Linked DNA regions of Mus musculus: all the other regions are linked to region 3. A link is a loop called in an ENCODE intact Hi-C map of the cell type or tissue named here. Cell type or tissue: left cerebral cortex. All regions are shown on one strand.

Region 1 (8,000 bases), 110 kb before region 3:
CACTTTGTAGAACAGGTTGGCCTTGAGCTCATAGATATCTGCCTGACTCTGCCTCAGTGCTGGGATTACATCATGTGCACTATCACTGGTGAGTGATTTTTTTTATTTTATAGGAAAATGGTAACTGTTATGATGTTCACAGGCACGGGGATACAAGGAATACTAAACATAAAGAATAGCCCTCTACAGTAACCTAAGTACCCACTGACTGAGAAGTAGCCTCAAGTAAAGTGATCAGTTGACTAGGATATTGGAAAATGAGCTCACATATATTGCTTATGGCCACACAGTCAGATAGCAGCTTTTTTTTTTAAAGAGCAGTGTGTTGATGCCATCAGAATTTAAATCATGTGGTTGTATCCCTCAGACTTTATTCCATAGAAACACTAGCACATGTAGGATGAGTCTATGTGTAAGGATAGGGAGGCGTCATGGCATGGTTTGTAATGGCACAAGGTTTATATTGTCCTTCTGGCTCACTTAGTTATAGAATACTGCCCGAGGGACTAGGCAGTTGCATAGAAAGTCATGTAAATACACCTCCAATGGAGCTTGCCAAACAAGAGCAGGGTTGAGCTGAAACTTGCCATATATGCTACCATTTGTAGTCAGAAGCCACTGACCTATCTGATCTATCAGCTGGGAGGAGTGGTTATTTTCTCCTTAATTTTGTCCTTACTGTACATATGTGGGTGACAGAGGACAACTCTGGGGGAATCTGTTCTTCCCTTTTACTACAGAGATTCCAAGACTCAAACTGGGGCCTGAACTCGGGTGGTCGAGCTGGGTGGCAGTGCCTTTCCTAGCTGAGCTCTTTCCTGCAGATTCCTGAGTAACTGGGAGGGTCGGCTTCACCGCCACACTCTTTCAACAAGGAGTCACTCTCCACTCCTTCACCCTTTACAGCTCTTGCCACCATTTACTCGGATATGTCTGTCATCTGATTGCTGGCCTTGTTTGTTTTTGTGTCTCCTCTCAGTTGTGAGGCAGACTCTTGTTTGTCTGTTTTCTGTTGCATCCTCTGGGTGGAGACAGTGCTTGACTTATGGTAAATATTCGGTAAATGTTTTCTGAATGAAATAAATGTGTTTTAAATAAATATCTCATTCTATTTTCCTTCAACTTTGCTTTACTGAGATTTTTGTTTACAAAAGTTTTTTGTTGTTTAATTTCTAGGTTGTCAAATGTATCAATATTTTTTTGCTTTGACTTTACATTGTTCTTAAGAATAGTTCCTTTTAGGAGTTACAAAGTGTGGAGCTAAGACAAAAGGATGGACTACCCAGAGAAAACCCCACACGGGGATCCATCCCATAATCAGCCATGAAACCCAGACACTATTGCATATGCCAGGAGGATTTTGCTGGAGGGACCCTGATATAGCTGTCTTGTATGAGACTATGCCAGTGCCTGGCAAATACAGAAGTGGATGCTCACAGTCATCTATAAGATGGAACACAGGGCCCCCAATGGAGAAGCTAGAGAAAACACCCAAGGAGCTGAAGGGGTCTGCAACCCGATAGGTGGAACAACAATATGAACTAACCAGTAACCCCAGAGCTCGTGTCTCTAGCTGCATATGTAGCAGAAGATGGCCTAGTCGGCCATCACTGGGAAGAGAGGCTCCTTGGTATTGCAAACTTTATATGCCCCAGTACATGGGAATGTCAGGGCCAGGAAGTGGGAGTGGGTAGGTAGGGGAGCAGGGCAGGGGGAGGGTATAGGGAACTTTCGGGATAGCATTTGAAATGTAAATAAAGAAAATACCTAATAAAAAAAAAGAAAAAAAAAGAATAGTTCCTTTTGGGGGCTGCTGAGATGGCTCAGTGGTTAAGAGCACTGACTGCTCTTCCAGAGATCCTGAGTTCAATTCCCAGCAACCACATGGTGGCTCAAAACCAACTGTAATGAGATCTGAAGACAGCTACAGTGTACTTACATATAGTAAATAAATAAAATCTTAAAAAAAGAGAATAATTCCTTTCTGTTCTAGTCATTTGAAATTCTTCATGCTTTTTTTCTTCTGTTTTGTGTTTTCCAGTTGAGATCCTTAATAATGTTTATATATAAATTTTTTTTTATGGAGTCTGAGGTAGTAAGCAGTATTTAAAAAAAATAATTACCCTTAACAACAAAATTTTTCTTTATTTGGCTCATGTTTTATGTAGGATAATCTATGTGTGTATGTGTATACATGTATATATGTGTGTATTTGTGTGTATATGTGAGAATGTATGTATATGTATTTATGTATGTGAGTGTATATGTTTATGTGTGTGTGTTACTAGGGTTTGAACCTAGGTCTTTGCCCATGCTAGCTAGCCATGTCCATCTTCCAGGATTTTTGTTTGTTTGTTTGTTTGTTTTTCAAGACAAGATTTCTCTGTGTAACAGCCCTGGTTATCCTGGAACTCGATTTATATACCAAGCTGGCCTTGAATTCAGAGATCTGCCTGCCTCTGCACCCCTTGTCCCCACCCCCAGTGCTGGGGTTAAAGGCATGCACTACCATGCCCAGCTCTTCCAGAATATTTTTAAAAAGTCAATAAATGGAATCAATGCTGATTAGGGGAATTAGGAGTTAGTAGTGTTGGTAATTTCTCCCCCAGAATGCTTTCTGTTTGTAACTACTCTTCTAGAGGGATAACATTGCTTTTCATATGATAACAATATAGTCATTGGTAATGTACTAAAAGCACTCTGGTTCATTGATTTGTTTCTAACTAGGGAAGTGCACAGGCACCTGCTGAGAGACTTCAGCCTCTGCAGCCCCCCAAGCTTCTGAAGAACAAAGGCATATTGTGCAAGCCAGTCACCCAGACCAAGGCCACCTCTTGCAGGCCACATACCCACCATGCTGCATGCCAGACAGGTAAGGAAGTGTCCTGGCACCTTGTATAAGCTTTGTTTTCTGCTTTGTTTTATTATGAAAAGGTAAAGGCAGTAATTTTCAGTGTAAAGTATTAATTCCTGGATTATATACTTCAAATCCATATGCATACAAAGTATTATATGTAGAGGTGAACATTTTATATGTGTACACATTACTTTTTCAAATGTATAAATAAGCCATTATAATTACTGATATATATCATATTTGCTTAAAAGCATTACCAGTTGAGCCTTAGTTCATCCAAATTTTTTTTCTTCTTTTCTTCCTTCCTTTCTTTTAAACTCTGCACTTAATTATTTAATTATAGGTTATTGAAATAATAGATAATAGGTCTGGGGTGTTGGTGATAGAAAGTTGAACTCCTACATGGAAAAGCTATAAAGTGTTGCCCCAATCAATGGTAATGCCTTAATCTCATATTCCTTGCATTTTTCAGTTATTTTAGTAGCCGGCTCTGCCCAAGGTGTGTGTGTGTATGTGATGCCGATGTGTCAATTTAGAGCTTTGCATTTTGCCACAGAGCTACAGTCCCAGTTTCTTTTGTTGTTAAGCATAACTTTATTCCATAGACTAACATATAAGTAAAAAACCTAGTCTGTGCCTGGGTGTTATGGTGAGCTACTATAGTCCCAGCTATTTGGGAGAATGAGGCAGAAAAGTCTTGAGTTTAAAGCCATTTTGGGCTGAATAGCAAGAGCCTGTCTCTAAATAAACAAACAGATAAAGCTTACTCTGGTAAAAGTAATATTGACATTTTAATAGGGTTCCTTTCCTTTGGTAGGAGTCAGAGATTTCTTTTTGTTTTGTTTTGTTTTGTTTGTTTGGTTTTTTGTTTTTCGAGACAGGGTTTCTCTGCGTAGCTCTGGCTGTCCTGGAGCTCACTCTGTAGCCCAGGCTGGCCTTGAACTCAGAAATCCACCTGCCTCTGCCTCCCGAGTGCTGGGATCAAAGGTGTGGGCCACCACCACTGCCCGGCCAGAGAATTCTTTCTTCAGGAAACTTGATTGTTTTATATTTCTGTGGAAAATGATACTCTTATCTGCTACATGAACTTCTGAAACCTTTCTTTTCATGTAAACAGTAGTAAAGGGTCTGTGGACATCTGGGATGTTTATGTTTCATTTTCATTTTGTTTTGTATTATTGGGTCTTTGGGTCTTTTTGTTTTTTGAGTTAAGATTTCTCTGTGTAGCCCTGGCTATCGAGGAACTTATTCTGTAGACCAGGCTGGCCTCTAACTCATTAGATATCCACCTGCCTCTGCCTCCTGAGTGCTGGGCTTAGATTCTAGTGTACACAACACAGCCAAACTCCAGGACTGGCCTTAGAGTTTACATGTGGTTGATTTGTCTGTCTTGGTGCTGAGCATTGGCTGCAGGGTGTCACACATCCCAAGTAAAGTGCCCTACCACTGAGCTGTACTCTAGCTCCTAAGTGTTCTTTTCAACGGCTAGATTTGATTTTTTTGGGGGGTGGGGAGGGGGTTTCGAGACAGGATTTCTCTGTGTAGCCCTGGCTGTCCTGGAACTCACTCTGTAGATCAGGCTGGCCTCGAACTCAGAAATCCACCTGCCTCTGCCTCCTGAGTGCTGGGATTAAAGGTGTGCGCCACCACTGCCCACCTAGATTTTAAATTTTCTAGGCAGCATTGGTTCAAGCTGTGTTAATAGATCTTTATCCAGTTTTTCATAACACATTTGTTCATATCATATTATACATGTTCATATTGTAACAGTGATTCACATATTTCCTTTAGATTTACCTCTGCCAGAATGGAAGAGTGAAGAACCTGAGTCTCCACCGGCAAAAAGAAGAAGAGTAGACTTTTCCCAGACTTACAATGCAGAGTATATCAGATTCGGTTTCATTATCTGTTCTGGATCAGAGGAAAGTTCACCAAGCCCACAGTGTGTCATTTGTGGAGAGGTCTTACCTAGTGAAAGTGTGATGCCAGTAAGTCTTTCTAACCATTTGAAGGCAAAACATTCAGACTTAGAGAACAAGCCTGTAGACTTTTTTGAGGAAAAGTCACTTGAAATGGAATGTCAAAATAGTTCTTTAAAAAAGTGTTTACTAGTTGAAGAGTCACTTGTGAAAGCTTCTTATTTAATCGCTTTCCAAATTGCCGCCAGGAATAAGCCATTCTCGATTGCTGAAGAATTAATTAAACCATATTTAGTAGAAATGTGTTCAGAAGTTTTAGGTTCAAGTGCTGGAGAAAAAATGAAAACCATCCCTCTTTCTAATAGCACAATTGGGTGCAGGATCAAGAAACTGTCTGATGACATCGAAGATCAGCTGCTGCAGAAGGTCAGGGAGTCCAGGTGGTTTGCCCTTCAGGTGGACGAGTCGTCTGAGGCCACAGAGGTGCCGCTTCTCCTCTGCTATGTCCGCTTCATCGACTATGACCGTGGAGATGTGAAAGAAGAATTACTTTTTTGCACTGAAATGCCTTCTCCGAGCACAGATCTTGAAGTGTTTGAATTAATAAATAAATATATTGATAGCAGATCTCTGAATTGGAACCATTGTGTTGGTTTCTGTACTGATGGGGCCGCAAGCATGACTGACAGGTATTTTCGTTTAAGGTCAAAAATTCAAGAAATTGCCAAGAATACAGTGACATTTACACATTGTTTCATTCACCGTGAACACTTAGCAGCCAAAAAGCTATCTCCATGCTTACATGAAATTCTTTTGCAGTCATCACAAATTTTAAGCTTTGTAAAGAACAGTGCTTCAGATTCACAAATGTTGACAATTTTGTGTGAAGAGATGGGATCTGAGCATGTGAATTTACCACTTAATGCTGAAGTACGCTGGCTGTCGAGAGGGAGAATTTTAACAAGATTATTTGAACTGAGACATGAAATTGAAATATTTTTAAATCAAAAGCATTCAGATTTGGCCAGGTATTTCCATGATGAGGAATGGATTGCAAAGCTAGCCTATCTAGCAGATATATTTTCACTTATAAATAAATTAAATTCAAGTCTCCAAGGAACCATGACTACTTTTTTCAATTTGTATAATAAAGTTGACGTATTTCAGAAAAGGCTAAAAATGTGGTTGAAGCGTGCACAGGAGAATGATTACGGCATGTTCCCTCTGTTTTCTGAGTTCTTGGACTCATCAGATGTAAGTGTGAAAAACATTGCTAGCATCATTTTTGAGCACCTGGAAGGACTTTCTCAGATATTCCATGCCTGTTACCCACCAGAAGAGGACTTGCGTTCCGGAAACCTGTGGCTCACAGATCCTTTTGCCACTTACCACAGTAACAATCTCACTGACTCCGAGGAAGAGAAACTCGCCGTGTTATCTGCCGATACGGGATTTCAGTCAGTTCACAAGTCAATGTCTGTCACACAGTTTTGGGTCAATGCAAAGACAAGTTATCCCAAGCTCCATGAAAAGGCATTGAAGCTGCTGCTGCCCTTCTCAAGCACCTGTCTGTGCGATGCCACCTTTTCAGCCTTGACTGCATCCAAACAGAGAGACCTTCGGACTTGCGGTCCCACCCTAAGACTGGCAGTCACATCATTAGTTCCAAGGATAGAAAAGTTAGCAAAGGAGAAAGAGTAGTATCCGTATTGCTTATCATCAGAGTGTATAATTTTGTGTTAAATTTTGTATAAGTATCCTAAAATACAATTTGCTAATGTATCTGTATTTTCAGTGATTAAATGTTTTAATATTTTTCCTTTGTTGTACAGGGATTTAAGAATTGTGGAACTGAGCATAATTATATGTAATTTTAATAACACAAGGGAGAAAATGTAGCCTTTATGTTGGTGATTGTTCTTGAAGTTTCAAGAGGAAATGTCTTGTTTACGGAGTTCCCCAAGAGACCAGGCCAACCCACTTGTCCCAGTACACCAGTTAGAGGTGAGCAGTGAAGGGCAGAGCAAGACTGGGCTGGGAAGAACAAATTGTGATTCATTGACCCCACCCACCTCAGCAGTTTTTGTTTTGTTTTGTTTGAGACAGGGCCTCTCTGTATAGCCCTAGCTATCCTGGAACTCATGTCAACCAGGCTAGCTTAGAACTCAGAGATCTGACTACCTCTGCTTCCTGACTGCTGGGACACAATGCCACCTTAGTTTGAAGGACTAACTGGGACTCTGAAATATCACAGGAAAAGGGAACAGTGGAGGGTTGGGCGCCTGACAGTCGGACTTCTTGGTAAGGACAGTCGTCTGATTGATGGTTCTTTCAGTTCTAGTTTTGCAAATGGTTCCCACTTTAGGGAGCAGTTTGGTTTTAGCCTCATCACTGTGGCATTTGCCCCATTTAAGGCCTGGTCTGCTCTGCCAGACTCGCTGCTGCTTGGAGCTGGCTTTGCTTCTTCACTGTCATTATGCTTTTGGGTGAGTTTTGTCTTTCCAAGGTTATCTATCACAGGAGAAAGTGACTCAGGGGAAAAAAAGTGACAAAACAGAGTTAAGTTAGGCCAGCAACCAGTACCTTCCTGCATGACCAAGTAGGCATGTGCACTTTAAAAACATGAGCAGTTTTAGTCACCAGCCATATCGCCAGCCCTCCGAGAGTTATGTAGATGGAAGCAGATCCAAGTACGTGGCCAGTAAGCATGAACAGTGGGAGGGTTTGAGACCATAGGGCTTCTTTTGGACCCATAGACCAGGGCTTGGGAATTATTTTATTTTATTTTATTTTGAGACTGGCCTTTGCGATATAGTCCTCACTAGCCTAGTTCTTGCTGTGAAGTTCATTCAACTCTGGGCAGTCCTCAGGCCTTATCCTCACTAGTTGGGGAATTACAGGCACATCATGCGTGGCAGTAGCCAGCTTTCATGAAAGGTCAGATAGTATTCAGTGGCTCAGCCATAGATGGTATACAAATGGATGCAGGTCAACACTTTCACCCTTGTACCCCGAGGTGTTAGTTTTATATAATTTTCAATTGTTGTGAAAATTCCTTGAACATTGCTTAATCATTTCTAGAATGTTATTATTTTCCTTATGGGTGTGTGTTAAAAAACTCGACAACCGGAAAAAATTGGTCCTCTGTTTGCCAGTGCAACCAAGTAAGGGATTCTTTAAATATCTTTCTCATTTTTCTTTTGGTTGAGCAATGGGAGGGGCAG
Region 2 (8,000 bases), 66 kb before region 3:
TCCGCCTGCCTCTGCCTCCGGAGTGTTGGGATTAAAGGCGTGTGCCACCACGCCCAGCACCGTGCCTAGTTTTATATGGTGCCTGTAAGTATCAAACATGCTAAGCAAGCACTCTACCATCGGAGGCACATTGCCAGCCCTTACCTATCACTTTAAAAGTTCATTTGTTTTTGTTTTTATTTTCTGTGTGTGAGTGTTGCCAGCATATATATATATATAAAATCAGAAGAGAGCATCAGATCCCTTGAAACTGGAGTTGAGAGTCACCATGCGGCTGCTGGGAGCTGAAGCCTGGTCCTCTGCAAGAGCAGCAAATGCTCTTACTAACAATCTCTCCAGCACCCTGCACCGCCCCCAGGATTTATTTTATTATTTATTTTGGCTTTTCAAGACAGGGTTTCTCTGTGCAGCCCTGGCTGTCCTAGAACTCACTCTGTAGACCAGGCTGCCATTGAACTCAGAGGTCCACCTGCCTCTGCTTCCTGAGTGCTGGGATTAAAGGCGTGCGCCACCTCTGCCTGGTGCTTTAAGACAGTGTATATAGCAGAATGGCTTTGAAATAAATGACCTCCTTCCTTAGTTTGGAAGGCTTAGAGAACAGACATGTGCCAATATGTCTTGGTTGATTGACAGTTGGGTGACATATCTTTGCACATATGTTTCGACCCAAAACTCTCCCAATCTTTCTGGTTCTGCTAAAGTGCTTTCTTTATGCATTCTTGATTGCCTTTCTTAACCTAGACAGAGCTAACTATTGCATATAGACTTTAAAATTTTATTATTTTATGTGTGAGTGTTTTTGCCTGTATGTATGTCTGTGTACCACACGTGTGCAGTACTCTCAGAAGCCAGAAGGGAGTATCGGATCCTCTGGTACTGTATTTTCAGATGGTTGTGAGCCACTATGTGTGGGTGCTGAGAATTGAACTTGGGTCCTCTGGAAGAGCAGCCAATGCTTTTAACTGTTGAGCCATCTCAGCAACCCCTGCTTCTAGACTTTAAAAATACATTTGTGTCTACCTGTTAGGCATAGAATTTCTTATTTTTCCTTTTTTTTTTTTTTAATGTATGTGAGTACACGGTCACTCTCTTCAAACACCAGAAGAGGGCATCAGATCCCATTACAGATGGTTGTGAGCCACCATGTGGTTGCTGGGAATTGAACTCAAGACCTCTGGAAGAGCAGTCAGTGCCGAGCCATCTCCCCAGCCCAGACATAGAATTTCTAATCTAGGGGTTATACTTTACAGAGTGTTGAAGCCCCATGTTAAAATTTTATTTAAATTTCAAGATGGGCTGGGAAGATAGTTCAATTGGTAAAATGCTTGCTTTACAAACACAAGGTCCTGAGTTTGATGCCCAGAACCCATATTTAAAAAATAAAACAAACAAACAAAAAAACCAAAAAAAAAAAAAAAAAAAAAACCCAAACCCCACAACTAGTCCTGGTACTGAGTACTTGTAATCCCCAGGCTGAGGTGGCAGAAATAACAGGATCTCGGGTTCACTGGCCAGCCAATCAAACTTGCTTGTTGAGCTCCAGGACAGTGAGAGACACATCCCCTCAAAGAAAGTGGATAGTGTCTAAAGAAGAACACCAGAGACAGTCCTATGCTGTTATACACATGTGCACACATGTGCACGAGCCCCTCCCCCCCACATACATGTTCTCTCACACACAATCGATAGACAGTGGTGATGGGACAGTGCGAGAGAATGAGGTCCTTCTCTGTGTGTGAATAATGGCAGAGGTCAGATTTCCAGGGAGTTGGTCTAGAGAGCCTTTATTAGTGGCTTAAATAACTATTGTCCTTATTAATTACTGGATTGGTGTTCTCTATCTGAGGTAAACCTGTTTGATTAATTAGTAGGTTCCAGGACGGGAACTCCATCGTGTTCTTTCTGATTTTGTTTGAAAAAAATCTAAACTTTAATAATTTATTTAGTGTGTATGGGGGCACGGGCTGCGATGCTTGCACTTGTGTGGAGGTCAGAGCAACTTGGGAGAATTAGTTATTGTCTCCTTCTACTGTGTGGGCTTGGGGGATGTAACGCAGTCATCAGGTTTGTCACCAGGCATCCTTACCTGCTGAGCCACCTCACCAGCCCTTAGGTTCTCAATGTGAAAACATAGCTCTTTGGTAATGGCAAAGAAGAAAAAGCTGTATACTAAATGTCCGTGTTCATTGTAAAATGCCTTCCGGTTTACAGAATACGTCTTAGAACTGACAGAGCATGGCGGTACCTTTTAGCATTCTACATGATGACTGTTCTTATGCTCCATGGGAAATGAGACATTTCTCTCAGTTCTACAAAGTGTTCCTGAACCAACTTTCTATCTTACTTTCTCTGACATCTGCTCTTGGCTGAATAAATGCTGGTCTGGGAATTGTCTGCAGCCTCACTACATGATTGAAGGGACGATTGAAGTGGTCTCGTGGGCGGTAAGATAGTTGGCTAGTCTGTTCATCTCACTAGACTGCTTGGTTTCCCGCGGGGGAAGGGTCCTCTAGGTCCCTTTTTGTCATTTATGTAATGTGGCACCTTAAAAGGTCCCTCTAGGGAATGGGTGTGGGCTTGGCTCCAGGTTCTAGCTCCTTAGGACCCACGAATTCTACTTACCGTGCCTCAGTTTGCCCGGTTACTCAAGGAGGAGAGACAGTGACACCAAAGAAATACAGAGAAATAGGAGTCATTGTTGGGGACCCTGACTCAGAACATCTCCCAAGGTCTGTCCCTAGGGTGGTGGACTGTCTCAAGGCTCCAAAGCCCACACCTCACCACCTTAAGTTTTCAATACCAGACAAGGTAGAGGATGTAGCTCGCCTTCTACCACAACTTGGAGCGCCCGCGTGCCCTCAACACCCGCCGGGAAAGTCAGAATTCAGAACCGGCCCCTCCCCCATCTCCTCAGCCCCTCCTCCTGCGGCTTCCCCACGCGGCCCCCTCCCCCCCATTACAGCATTGCTCTGGGCGCCAAGACGGATTCCAGCCAGGGACTGCTGCAGTCAGCTCTCAGCGCTTCTGCAGCTTGTGTCCTGGCTCTGCAGCTTCGCGCTGTGCTTCGGACAGTCCCCTTTCCCCCCTCTACCCCACCCCCGCCATGGCACAGCCCCTGGCTCGGGGCCCAGAGGTGGGCGGGCACAGTGGGCACGGGTGGGGCCCCCAGCTAAGACGGCAGGTATAGCGGGGTTATCCCTGCACACTGGGGATTGCCTCCGCTGGCGGACTGTGGGTGAGGGACGCCTGTCAAAGACTCGGAGGCCAGGCACAGCGCCCCGCCCTGGCAGGGGTGGGGCAGAAGGGACTAGTGCGGAGAAGGGGGACTCCTAGAGCCCAGGCCAAGAGCTGGGGTCGGGTTTACAGACCCGGGAAACTAAGGACAGGAGCCTAAGAGGACGTGCCTGCGAGGGGGAGGCTGTGTGTGACATTCAGGGTGTGACTGCCTCGGTGAGGCAGCCGTGTGTCTCCCCCAGCTGCCCGCGCTCTGGGCTTGGGTCCCGGTGCCCAGGTCTGCTGTGCGCGGTCGTGACACCGAATGTGCTGGTTCCTGGGTCTTCGGTACACACCGACCCGGGGGACCACATTCGCACCCCCGAGCTGGGCCTCCCCGGCGCTGTCGCTCAGAGACGCGGGCGCTCCTCCGGGACCGCGGCGGCTGCCCGCCGGCTGCGACCTCGGTCCTCGCGGGGCCGCTGCGGGGGCGGGGAGCGCGGGCCCCCTCCCTGTCGCGGGCTCCTGGCTCGGCCGCCCTGCGCGGGGGCGGGGGCGGGGGCGGAGCGCGCGGGCGGGATCCCCCCGCCTCCCCGTCCTGGTCCCCGGGAAATCCAGCCTCCGTGGCTTGGCCGCCTCCGGCTCCCGCGCCCGCGGCCGCTCAGCACTCGCTCGGGGCTCCGCAGCTGGCGCGGCCCCTCCGCCGGGGGCTCCGCAGTGTCGGGTCCGGGAGCCCGCACTCGCTCCCGCAGCCGCAGCGCCCCCGGCCCGGGCCGCCGGCACCATGTAACCCCGGCTGGAGCCCGACCGGGCCAGGTAAGCAACCGGGAGGGGTGGGGATCGGGCCGCGCTTGCCGCGCCCTCTGCAGCGCCCCCCAGGCTCAGCCCCGCTGCAGCCCCGGCGCCGCCCACGCCCGGGGCTCCAGCGGCCTGGACTCCGGCCCCGAGATGGGGGGGAGGGGCTGGGCCTCTGCGGCCGCCCCCGGCCTCACCCTGGGCCTGGAGGCCGGCGTGACTGACCCCGGGGACGGGTTGGGGACCACGCGCTCCGCAGACGCGCTGTCCCGGCTGGGGCCGCGGGAGGCCAGCCAGCGCCCGCCCAGCCCTTGCCCGGCTGGAATGGAAGCTTGGGTCTGGGAGGGAGTAGCCTGCTGGCTGTGGGGGGAAGTCGTGGTGTTGGGGAGATCCGGAAAGAAGTTTCCTCTGCAGGTGTGTGAGCGTGCATGTGATGAGGGTGTCACCGTGTGGGTCTGTGGGTGAGTGAGTGTAATGCAGTGAGCGTTCAGGGTGTTAACCGTCCATGAGTCTGTCGACATATGTGTGGTTGAGTGTGTGCTGGCACTGTGTGGCTGTGTATGTAGGTGTCTGAGTGTGTGTGTATGAATGGACGTGCGTGTGCATGTGCATGTGCGACTATCTCTGTGAATGGGTCTGGGTATGTGTACTGTGTGACTGTGTGGGAATACATCCAAGCAGGGTTCACCCACACCTGGGTTTTGCCCCGCCCCCATTCTTGGTGGGACTTAGCACGGGAAGATCCTACTTTTCCCGAGGTCAGACCGCCCCCTCCCTCCAGAGTCTCCTTATCCTGGACACAGACAAGAGCACTCTGCACCTTCATCTACTTCCTGGGGCACCCTCTGCGAAGTCACTGGTATCTTTCCCTCATGCTGAGTCCCTGCTGGTGGTGAGCCTAAGGCTGTATACCTGTGTGTGGGGATACTTTTTTGGGGGAGGGTGAAGAGTACTAGGAGCTTGTGTTATTTCAATGATGCTTGGCCAAAGGCCCTTTAGAATGAGGAGGCCAGGAGGAAGATCTACCTTGTTAGTCATTGGAGCAGGTGGCTTTTTCCCAGAGTTCCAAGTCCCAAATCTCCAAGTTCTGGGTCGTTGGTTTAGCTCACGGTTCAGGTGGGTCTGTACTTAGTTCCTTGAAGTAGTAATAGAAGAATGTATCTGTATCAGTCTAGGACTTTTGAAAAATTGTTCCTCTCATTTCTTCTTGTTTCTCTAACTGCCTTGGAAGCAAGCTGAGATGCTGTCAGGTTAAGCCATATGAAATTGACAGTATTGAGCAGTTGTTTGTTGTTGTTGTTGTTGTGTTTTTTAACCTGCAAAAACAGCCATTCCACACAGCTCAATCTATTATGATGCCAATTTGCAGAAGAGGATGTTGAGGCTTGGGAAATGCATTGCATCTCTCACAATCACACATTGCCAGACAGTGGTAGAGAAACATTCTCACCCAGGTCTTCCATTGACCCAAGAAACCCAGCTAGGCCACAATTAGAGAGTAGGACTTTCTAGTGTGTTTTCCCTGACACTGGATCACTGCCCTCCACTTCTGTCCACTATCCCCTGAGTGCGTGTGTGGGGTCTACTTCTGTACCCAGCTGTCAGTGCCTAAAAGAGAGAGATGAGGGAGAAGAGAGGAGGGAGGGGAGGGAGAGCTTCGTGAGTTGGCAGTGAATCAGGGTCTAAAAAGAGAGCTGGGAGGGCTAGGGTGGCAGGTGTTTCTAAAAGGAACGTGAATACAGGATGAACAGCCTCAAATGCAGCCCCCGCACTCCCCCCACTGCCCCACTGATCTGGCAGGCAGTGCCCACTGCATTTTGTGCCAGGGGGCTCACATCCAAGGAATGAGCTTGCAGGAAGCTATAGAATGACAGGCAGAGGAAGAACCTTTACAGTCGACTTGATCCAACCTCTTAATTACAAATTGGGGAATCTGAAAGAGAGGAGACCTACTCAAGGTCACCCGATGGACCTGTGGATTCCTAGACTAGTGTCCCCACAGGTAATTTCCTAACCTTCACATTCCATCCCCAAACTCCCCAACCCCCTCAGAGCCGAATGTGCAGGCGGGTAGGGGAAATGAAGACTCAATATGTCTAAGGCTGTCAATCTGTCAGCCTGGGACTCTGCTCTGAATAAAGGAGGTTACAGGTATTTCTGGGGATGGGGATACCTGGCAGACCCACCACAGAGGAAGGTCATGGCCTTGGCTTAGTTCTAGCTGGCTACCAGCGCTGCTCTAGGCCCAACTTCAGACTTCCTTCTTTCTTGATGCCTGCTTTTAGCAGCTGCCTGGCGTTTAGCATCTGCATCTCTTGCAGCTGATGTTGGTGCTTTTCTCCCCCCTCCCCCACAGTTTCCCATGCATTTTTGCCTCTCACTGGGCTGGCAATTTTCCCCCCCTTATTGGGCTTCTGCTGGGTAGAAAAACTTCTGAGTCTTGTCTGATTGAAAAGGGTGTGTAGCTGCCTGAACCCTTTCTGGCCCAGTCTTCCAGGAGTTTAGAGCAAATGGTAAACATAATTGGCCTCATTTTTACTGGAGAGGAAACTGCTGTTGAATGAGGGGCTTTCTGTTTGGTTTCAGGTGACTGAAATTGAGGTGTGTGTGTGTGTGTGTGTGTGTGTGTCTGTGTGTGTGTCTGTGTGTGTGTGTGTGTGTCTGTGTGTGTGTGTGTGTCTGTGTGTGTGTGTGTGTCTGTGTGTGTCTGTGTGTGTCTGTGTGTGTGTGTGTGTTGGGAGAGAGTATAATCATGAAGCTTATTGAGACAAGCTATAGAGACTTTCCCAGTGTCTTCCTACCCCCATGGTCAAGAAGCCTTCTCAGACTTTGATTTTACTCCCACTTGGGGGAGTCAAAGCTTCGTTTCTCAGTGGGGGGTTGGAAGAGCAGCTGTGTACCCTCCACTCCGCAAGCATCATGTCTCAATTCCCTCTTTATCTACCCCCCTTCAGTCTGAAGGCTGCTGGCTCAGCGGGCCTCCTGCCGTCTGGGGAGTCTGGGTTTGAGCTGGGGTGAGGCGGTGGCACCATCGTTATGGTAACAAGCTGCCAGCTCATCGTTGCTAATAACTTGTTGGGCCCCTGGGCTCAGTGCAGCATCCTTTCCCATTAGCCCTTCTTCCCATGTTACAGACAGAAAAAGTGAGGCTTAGGAAGGAGGGGCCTGGGAAGAAGAGAGTCTGAGAAGGCTGGATGGCCTTTCCCCTGGGTTTCTTTGCTAGGGAGCCATGGGCAAAGAGGTAAGGTGGCTTGGGAGCTGAGTTACAAATGTGGTCGCACAGGTTTGATTTCTTGGGTGGTTAATGTGTGACTAGCTTCATGCTTTCATAAACTTGTGCATGCTAGCTGACATGTTCATGTGCACATATACCGCAGCCCACAGGCAAACACACTCCAGGCATCCGAGCACACTTGTGTATGAATACTGCCTCTCCCATCTGCACATAAGGCACCCAAGAAATCTGGGTTTGTGGGGGTGTCCAGGTATGTGGGTGGGGATCTGATCTTTTTCTGATGCAGCTTCAAAGTATCTTGTTAACAAAGGGACAGAATGGGCCCAGGGTTCTTCTTCCTTCCAGTCCAGAGCTCAGTATGGGAGTGGGCTGGGGGTGGTGATACAGGGAATCCAAGCTCTCAGCTTTCCAAGTCTTCTGCCTCCGTGCCCTTTGAGCTCAGGTAGCCCCTGCCCCCCTCCCCCTGCTCTCTGTTCTTTCTCATCCTCTCCTCTTCCTGTGTGTAAATATTAAAAAGCTGAGCCTGCAGGGCTGATGTAGACATGGGGAGAGAATGAAATTAAAAAGGATTCCCTCGCCCCCATCCCAACACCCCCGCCCTGCAGTCCCCCGCTCCTGTTTCTTCCCCTCTCTTTTCCCCTCACTCAGTAGTTCCACATGCCTCTCCTCCCCCCAGTCCAGATGGGAGCTGGCTCCTTCAGAAAGGGGGTTCAGGACAGGGTGTGGGGAGCTACCTCTTCCTTCCTCCTCCCAGCAC
Region 3 (8,000 bases):
TCACAGATACCTGCCTGCATCTGCCTCCTGAGTTGCTGGGGTTAAAGGTGTACACCACCACTGGGGGCTACTTGACTGTATTTTACATGCAACTTCATACATATTAGATGGCCTGCATGGAAAACTTCCCTAAGGCACAGTGACAAAGCCAGCATTAGAACTCAGGTGTGCTCCCTGGTCCCGGGTACCTCCTTCCCTTTTGCTGTCCTGAATGAAAGCAGAGGTATCTGATAGGAGGTAGCCCTGGGCCAGTAGTGAACATGAACGGTGCCCAGGGCAGATACCAAGGTGAAGGGCATATGGGAAGCAACGGAAATATGGGTTTTTTTCCTCTCTCTGGGTGGGGGTGGGGACATAGGGCTCGTTGGAGACTGCACACGAGCGAGCGCATCTCTCTTTCCTGAGTCCTGCAGCATCCTTCTGGGTCTGGTTTCTATGGCAACAGGCTCCCAGCAGGCAGCCTGCCAGCTGGAAGGAAGCAGGCAGGCAGGCTTGGAGAGAAGGCCTGGGCCACAGGAGGAAGGTTGAAGTTGTAGGGGTTGGGGGGAGGCTGGGAGAGTCTCCTGGGAAACTGGACAGGCCCCTGGAGATGTCCCATAGGACCCTGGTCTGTTTTGACCATGAGGAGGTGGAGGTAGACAAAGACCCATGGACCTTTTCTTTGAGGTTCTCTAATTCCCAGACTATTTCAACTTCTGTTCCCCTTTGCCCTCCCTACCCGCCACCTAACTCCCACTCCTTAAAGTCTTGTCTGCCCCCCACCTTCTGTTTCACAGGGGCTCATTGACTTCCTTGCAGAAAAAGAGCCCCTACTCTGAACTCAGAGTGGGTAAAAATGAACAAGGCCAATTGACTTTCTGTTTTGCATAGGATTTGCATATAATTAACTTAAAGACAAGAAACGTTCAGGCCCCGGTGCCATCCCTGCCAACAACTTAATTCAGCTCCACTGCCTCTGGCAGACTGTCTGGCCAGGCTCTGGGCTGAGCCATTGGGGTCCCCAGGGGTGAAGTCTCCTCCAGCGCTGTACGCCCCCACCATTCCAAGCTGCTCCCAGGCGGCTTCTTGGAGCTGGTGCAGCCCTGGGCCACATCCTGGCTCTGCCACTCTGAAGCTGGGTGACCTGGGACCCTCTTTGAGCTCCATGTACTCATTATTCTGCAGGTCCAGGAAATACCGTACAGCCAGGGCAAACCAGCCTAGACAGTGTTTCTAGAATACTCTATTGTAAGCTGGGTGTGGTGAGTCAACACTTATAATACCAGTACTCGGGAAGTTGAGGCGGGAGGATCACTGTGTGGGATCCATTGTGAGTTCCAGGTCAACCTGGGGGAACACAGGGAGACCTTGTCTCAAACCAGCAAAATTCCAAACAAAAGAAATAACAAAATGTTTCTGAATGCCTTGGTCAAAAGCTACCAACACCAGGGCCCCAAAGCTGGGGTCTGTAGGTCAGTGTCTGCGCTGCTTGGAGTATTCCAGCATCTCTTCTGGTCATAGGTACAGGCAGTTAAATATTTTGACTGCTACTGGCTGTTTAGTGTCAGTGCAAAAAGTAGGTATAGTGGGTACCTACCAGCTCCAAGGATTTAATTGGTTTCCTGTGTATGGATTGGTGGCCACTGATTTGTAGGTTCCTCATCACAACAGCCTTCCTTCCATTTTTGGGGGAGGGCTTGGAGTTTGGATTGAGGGTGGTGACCTGGGGTGACTGGAGCAGGAGCAGAAATGATAGGCATCTCCCTCCACAGGCGGGCGAGGTTCAAGCGCTCCAACAGCGTGACAGCCGGTGTGCAGGCAGACCTGGAGCTGGAGGGCCTGGCCGGCCTGGCCACTGTGGCCACAGAAGACAAGGCCCTGCAGTTCGGACGCTCCTTCCAGAGGCACGCCTCTGAGCCCCAGCCCGGCCCTCGGGCCCCCACCTACTCAGTCTTCCGCACGGTCCACACACAGGGCCAGTGGGCCTACCGCGAGGGCTACCCACTGCCGTATGAGCCGCCGGCCACCGATGGGTCGCCTGGCCCTACCCCTGTCCCAGCCCCCGGTCCCGGGTCCGGCCGCCGTGATTCCTGGATGGAGCGGGGTTCACGTAGCCTCCCCGACTCAGGCCGCACGTCCCCCTGCCCACGGGATGGCGAGTGGTTCATCAAGATGCTGCGGGCAGAGGTGGAGAAACTGGAACACTGGTGCCAGCAGATGGAGCGTGAGGCGGAGGACTATGAGCTGCCCGAGGAGAGTGAGTCCGCTGCCATCCACACAGGGGAGAGGGGCGCTGGCATCCTGTGCTGGATAGCGTGGGCAGGCGCAGGGTATCATGATGGTAGCCCTGGCTGCAATGCACCAGCAGGTCCCTCCCATTCATGCTTGGTCCTTCAGTGCTAGAACTTGAAGTTCTTACTGGGAACAGGACATCTTTAGAGGCCAAGGCTAGGACTTAGGAGGATCATGACCAGGCCAAAAGCTAGATTTTCTAGTAGGCAGCTACCAGTCTAAGTCACTAACTCCATGGGGAACAATCTGTTCAAATCTGAGCAAGTGTAGCAATCCAGTCTAAGCTTGACAGTGAGGCTGGGACCACACGACAGACATTCTGATTTGAGCTGTTAAGATGGGACTCTCCCAGGGGATGCTGGGATTCCTCAGCGAGTGAGGAATTCAGAGGAGGCAGTTCAAGCAAGAACGAGTCTGAGGAAGAAATGGGAGGGTTGGCATGGAAGATAGCCCTGTCACAAACAGTATACCCCTTCCCTATGAGTCCACTCTGAAGGGAGCCATAGGCTTCCCACAGAATCCCTAACCAGAGATGAATCAAAATTTTTAACAAACCAAGGAGGCATGTACTGATTAGTGACAGAATACGGCCAGTGACTGACCATTGAGCTGATGTTCTGGCCAGGGCTGGAGGGCTAGACAGGGAACACAGGTGGGAGGCCTTCCTCCTACAGAAGGATCGGCACTTGGTAAATGCAGGCTGTGTAATGGAAGGAGCTTCACTGAGGATGAAAGTTCTCGAGGTGGCTGGATAGGAGCTGTTGTAGGCAAGTTTGAGTATAGGATGGGAAGGGGGCTGGAGGAGATGAGCCAGTACACTAGTCAGGAAGTGAGCATCTCAACTTCCTGGGGAGTTAGGAAAGAGAGATCTCACCCCCGCCCCCAGCCCCTTGAGCCTCCTTCTGTTCTTTAGTCTTAGAGAAGATTCGCAGTGCCGTGGGCAGTACGCAACTTCTCCTGTCTCAGAAGGTCCAGCAGTTCTTCAGGCTGTGTCAGCAAAGCTTGGTGAGTGTCTGTGAGGAGAGAGTGAGGTGTGTGGATCTGACAGGTGACCCAGCGTGACTGAGAGATAGGACCAGGTCTGTGGACTTGGAAGGGTGGCTTATGTGTGGCCCAAAGAACCCAAAAAAAGTCAGATGTGACTTGTTGGAGTACAGAGCCTCAAGGTTGGGCCCGTTGTGCCCAGGCTGGAGAGACCCTGGCTTTTCCTTGTCCCTGTTGCCCATTCCTCAACCCATTTCCCTAGACTGAGCATAGCGTTCCCTGAGCCTGCCTGGGGTCAGACCTCCCTGACTGGCTGCCCCCCCCCCTGTGTGTCCCACCACGGCAGGACCCCACTGCGTTCCCTGTGCCCACCTTCCAGGACCTGGCCGGTTTCTGGGACCTCCTGCAGCTCTCCATTGAGGATGTGACCCTCAAGTTCCTGGAACTACAACAACTCAAGGCCAACAGCTGGAAACTCCTGGAGCCGAAGGTGTGCTTGTGGGACCCGTCAGACCAGGAAGCCACACTCTGTAATGTCCTTCTCAGAAAGGGGTGTGTGGGTGTGGAGAAGTCACAGGGAAACAGACGCACGGGCAGCAGGAACAGCTTTAGATAAAACAGCCATGCTCCCTGGCCATTGCCCTGTGCTTGATCCAGCTGTTCACACTGCTGCACACTGGCCACCTCTGACCAGCTGCAATGTGGGGAGTAGAGCTAGATTTTCTAGGCGATGTTCAGCCTTCTACTGGCTAGACTTATGTCTGAGATGAGTGTCGCAGGTGAGACTAGGCCAGCCCCTGGAGCCCTTGACAATGCTCCCCACAACCCCTCAGCCGGCATGTAGGTGCTAGCTGAAAACGGCTTCACCAGGGGGCGCTCGAGCCCGTTATTCTTTGGAGACCGGTACAGGGGTTTTGACCAGCTTTGACCTCGTGCGCCTGCAAGCCTCCAGTCCCAGCGATGTGGCCAATTCTAGACGCTGTCCCATTGGGAGACTCACGAAATCCATCCCATGGGGAACTTGCACGGGGGGGAGGGCGGGGGACGGGGCGCAAGTAGGGATGCTGCGGTGCTCCCCGCGGCTCGGCTCAGCTCTGCGCTCTCCCGACAGGAGGAGAAGAAGGTCCCTCCGCCGATACCAAAGAAGCCCTCGCGGGGGCGGGGCGTGCCGGTGAAGGAGCGCTCCCTGGACTCGGTGGACCGGCAGCGGCAGGAAGCGCGCAAGCGGCTCCTGGCGGCCAAGCGCGCCGCCTCGTTCCGCCACAGTTCGGCTACCGAGAGCGCGGACAGCATCGAGATCTACATCCCCGAGGCCCAGACCAGGCTGTGACCCGCCCGGGCCGCCCAGTCCGACCCGGGCCCGCGGTTTTCTACCCGTACTGTACACCCAGCGTCGAGGTCACTGTGAACGCGGGCAGCTCCGTGCGCCCGCCCTGCCGGCACCGCACGCCCCGGCTTCTGCCCGCCGCGCTTTCGTGGGTTTTTTACCTTCCTGATCCCACGCAAAGGCGCCCGGGCTAGGCTGGGGGTCGTGCCTCTCCGCCCTGCGCCCCTCACTTGGAACTCCCATCTTCCTGGTCCGACGCTTTGACCCCCTCACCTTTTTCCCCCCATGGGCACCATCTCTGCCATTATTTTACCCCTCCACGGGCCAGGCCGGGCCGGGTCCCCCATCTGGGCTCTGCGTCCCCCCCACACCCCGCGGGGCTGGGCTTCGTGGGGATCAAGCTTCGTGGCTTTTTATGAAGAATCCCGAACCCCGCCTAGGAGCCCGCCCCACCTTCCCAGGGCTCCACCCTCAGCCCTCTGCCCACAGGGCCCAGGGACCACAGTGGCTGGACCAATCCAGGACCAGGGCGCCTGGGCCTCTCCCCTTTCCCACATCTGGGGAGGGGAGACAGGGGCTTTCCCTCACCACACCTGTGGCTGTTCCCACATCCCTTTGAGTATCCCAGGAAAAATAAAACCGCAGAACTGCACCGGAGCCAAATCTCTCCAGAAGAGGCCACCTGGGGGAGCCGGGGTGTCTAATAAGATGGGGGTGTGGGAAAGGAAGACAAAGGGCCAGGAGCTTGAGCATTCTTGGTTCGGGACCTCAGGGGTTGTCTAAGCCCTTTGGGAGAAGAGTTAGCTGAGAGAAAGGGGATCCCGGTCATCCCAATAAGGACTTGTGCCTTCTGAGAGGGGTCCTGCTGGTGTGTAAAGGAGAGGGAAGGGACCCATTCGCCCCTCATTCAAACCAGGTCCCTTTGCCTCCCAGCCTTGTCCCACGTTCAGTGCTCGGCCCACGGCACGTGTACAAATGAGCATAGATGGGGTGGGAGGGTGGGTGGGGCCCTGGTTATTGTTAGAAATCACCGAATGCGCATTCGCTTTCCAAAGAGGACAGGCAAGTGCTCTTCCTTGCTCCAGCCTAATCCAGTCAGCAGCTGCAAACTCCAGATTCGCACTGCCATTTTCTCTGATGCTTCCTGTGGGTGGACACTTCGCAGGAGTTATAAAGGACACAACTTCACTGAGAAACTTAAAGGAGGCACTCCTAGGTTTTTGAATGCCTCCTGAGGGTCTGCCAAGGGACCAGTGCCTCAGAGAGAAAGGGCTTATGAAGCTCAAGGAGGCGTAAGTGGGCTCTCCAGAGTCACAAAGCTAGAAGTAGTGGGCCCAGTCAGGTCCGAGGCCAATTCATGACGTCTTTTTAGATCTGTGATGTTTCCAATTTAGAAGGAGTTTGACAACAGCCCCCTCCCCCTCCCCCCCAAAAGCCCTTTTTATAGTCCCTTCCGGTTGATGTCTTACCCTGAGGCAAGAGGAGAACAGCCTTGGTATTGGCTGATGTTTGGGGCCACACTGGACCAGACAATTCTTACTTATTTGTTCAGCAAATGTTAGTCTCTGGCAGGCACCACGGAGGTATCTTATTAAAATTGTGTGTGTGTGTGTGTGTGTGTGTGCGCGTGCGCGCACGCCAGCGGTCAATAGTGTGTGTCTTTGGTCATTCTCCAGCTTGGTTTTTGAGGTTCAGGCTTACAGTTTGTCTTTTCTGCTCTAATAGCTGCCACCAACCCCCAGGCGTCCTTCTATCTTTGCCTCCTCAGTACAGAGATTACAGGCATCCACTTCCGTGCCATGTTTCTAATGTGTGGCTTCTGGGGATCCACATTTGGGTCCGCATTTTTATAATCACTTTACCTACTATCCTTACCCACTTTACCCAGCTCTTAGTTTCTGTTTTTGTTTTGTTTTTGTTTTGTTTTTTGAGATAGGGTTTGTGTAGCCGTGACTGTCCTGGAACTTGCTCTGTAGACCACTCTGACCTCAAAATGATAGAGACCCTCCTGTCTCTGACTCATGAGTCCTGAGATTAAAGGCATGCCCCCTTTTACATTTTAATTTTATGTGCATGGATGTTTGCCTGTATACATGTCTGTGTGTGACATGTGTTACCTCGGAATTCAGAAGAAAGCTTAGGTCCTCTGGAAGAAGACTTTGGACGGTTGGAGCTGCATGTGGCTACTGTTGTGAGCTGCCAGGTGGGGCCTGGGGATTGAACCTGGGGCTTCTGGAAGAGAGGCCCATGCTCTTAACTGCTGAGCCATCTCTCCAGCCCCCTCCAATGGGCTTTAAACAACACTGCAGGTGATTCTGACCCCCAACCAAGTGTGGGAACATTTGGACGTTGTCTATCTTCTTTAAAAAAATTTTTATTTATTTTATTTACATGAGTACACTGTAGCTGTCTTCAGACACTCCAGAAGAGAGACATCAGATCCCATTATAGATGATTGTGAGCCACCATGTGATTGCTGGGATTTGAACTCAGGACCTCTGTAAGAGTAGTCAGTGCTCTTAACCACTGAGCCATCTCTCCAGCCCCACTGTCTGTTTTCTACTGGGTTTCCAGATGGGGCCTGGGTAACACTACTCCTCTTGAGACTGCTTTTTGTTTGTTCGGTTTTTTTAAAGTCCTGAAAATTGTAAGTTTTGAGTGATCAGAACAATTCTGTGTAGCAGATTTTGTGACTTTCCAATGAGGAGACAAACTTGGAGAGCTTAAACTCCTTATTCCTAATCCTGAAGCTAGGGCGACTCAGCCTGCATTATCCTCAGGCCACATTCCAGTGTTCAGAGGGGTCTGTGTCCCTGCTCAGAAACAGGGCTAGGTTTCCTGAAATCATGCAGTGATGTAAGTAGGCTCAAGCATGCCAGTGCCAGTAGGTCTGGTCGTCCTGCTCTGAGCGTATGCTTACAATGTCCCCAGGAGCCATCAGAGTGGCACACACCCTAGTCCCAGCACTTGGGAGGAAGAAGTAAGGAGGTCTCTGAGTTTGAGGCTAGCCTGGTCTACTTAGCAAGCTCCAGGACAGACAGAGCTACATAGAGAGATTTTTGTCTCAAAACTATCAAAATAAAATGTCCTCAGGATTGAGAATCTGGGGTGGTCTCTTGGTATTGGTCTTGTGACCTAGGAGAGATAGTCCTTGGGTACAAGTGGCTCTCCGCCTGATAGTAACCAGGCACAGGAGCAGAAAGCTGTAGCTTGAAGAGGGACCTGGTCTCAGAGGAGCTGAGCTCGTGCCATATACAGCTATAACAGAACGCTGATTCTAGGTCCTTCATAATGAACAGAGTTCTGGAGCTGGGAGGTCTTAATTCTAGATGGCAAATGCTGGGTGTGATGTCACATGTCTGTAATCTCAGCATGTGGGAAGTGGAGGCAGGAGGATCAGAAGTTTGAGGTCCTTTGT

What was found. A loop is a pair of places that touch in the nucleus more often than their neighbours do. Peaks named below come from ENCODE experiments on the same cell type or tissue, not always from the same donor. Only the 100,000 strongest peaks of a DNase experiment are listed, where the experiment ranks them.
Region 1: it touches region 3 in a loop (4-fold over the local background); 2 of 42 quality-filtered maps call a loop at or near these places.
Region 2: it touches region 3 in a loop (4-fold over the local background); 6 of 42 quality-filtered maps call a loop at or near these places.

What each region holds. Positions count from the first base shown.
Region 1 is chr4:127,117,701-127,125,700 of GRCm38, forward strand. Zmym6 (zinc finger, MYM-type 6) reads left to right here. Exons shown (of 14, transcript NM_001285885.1): 13 at 2,728-2,872; 14 at 4,649-6,674. The coding sequence ends at 6,477. Among named protein-coding and RNA genes, the nearest start is that of Tmem35b, 4.3 kb to the right of the region's middle. In left cerebral cortex, no CTCF peak of the experiment used is centred here; no DNase peak of the experiment used is centred here.
Region 2 is chr4:127,165,337-127,173,336 of GRCm38, forward strand. It overlaps Dlgap3 (DLG associated protein 3), which reads left to right and starts at 3,868. Exons shown (of 12, transcript NM_198618.5): 1 at 3,868-4,029. In left cerebral cortex, CTCF peaks have their summits at 3,271 and 4,099; DNase peaks (open chromatin) are centred at 2,430, 3,032, 3,235, 3,833 and 7 more places; H3K4me3 peaks cover 5,401 bases; H3K27ac peaks cover 5,469 bases.
Region 3 is chr4:127,231,784-127,239,783 of GRCm38, forward strand. It overlaps Dlgap3 (DLG associated protein 3), which reads left to right. Exons shown (of 12, transcript NM_198618.5): 9 at 1,752-2,236; 10 at 3,185-3,276; 11 at 3,602-3,745; 12 at 4,367-5,239. The coding sequence ends at 4,585. Gm52707 (a long non-coding RNA gene) reads right to left here and starts at 1,779. Exons shown (of 3, transcript XR_003955281.1): 1 at 1,577-1,779. In left cerebral cortex, CTCF peaks have their summits at 4,128 (motif pointing right) and 4,417; DNase peaks (open chromatin) are centred at 452, 891, 2,163, 3,101 and 3 more places; H3K4me3 peaks cover 1,017 bases; H3K27ac peaks cover 4,954 bases.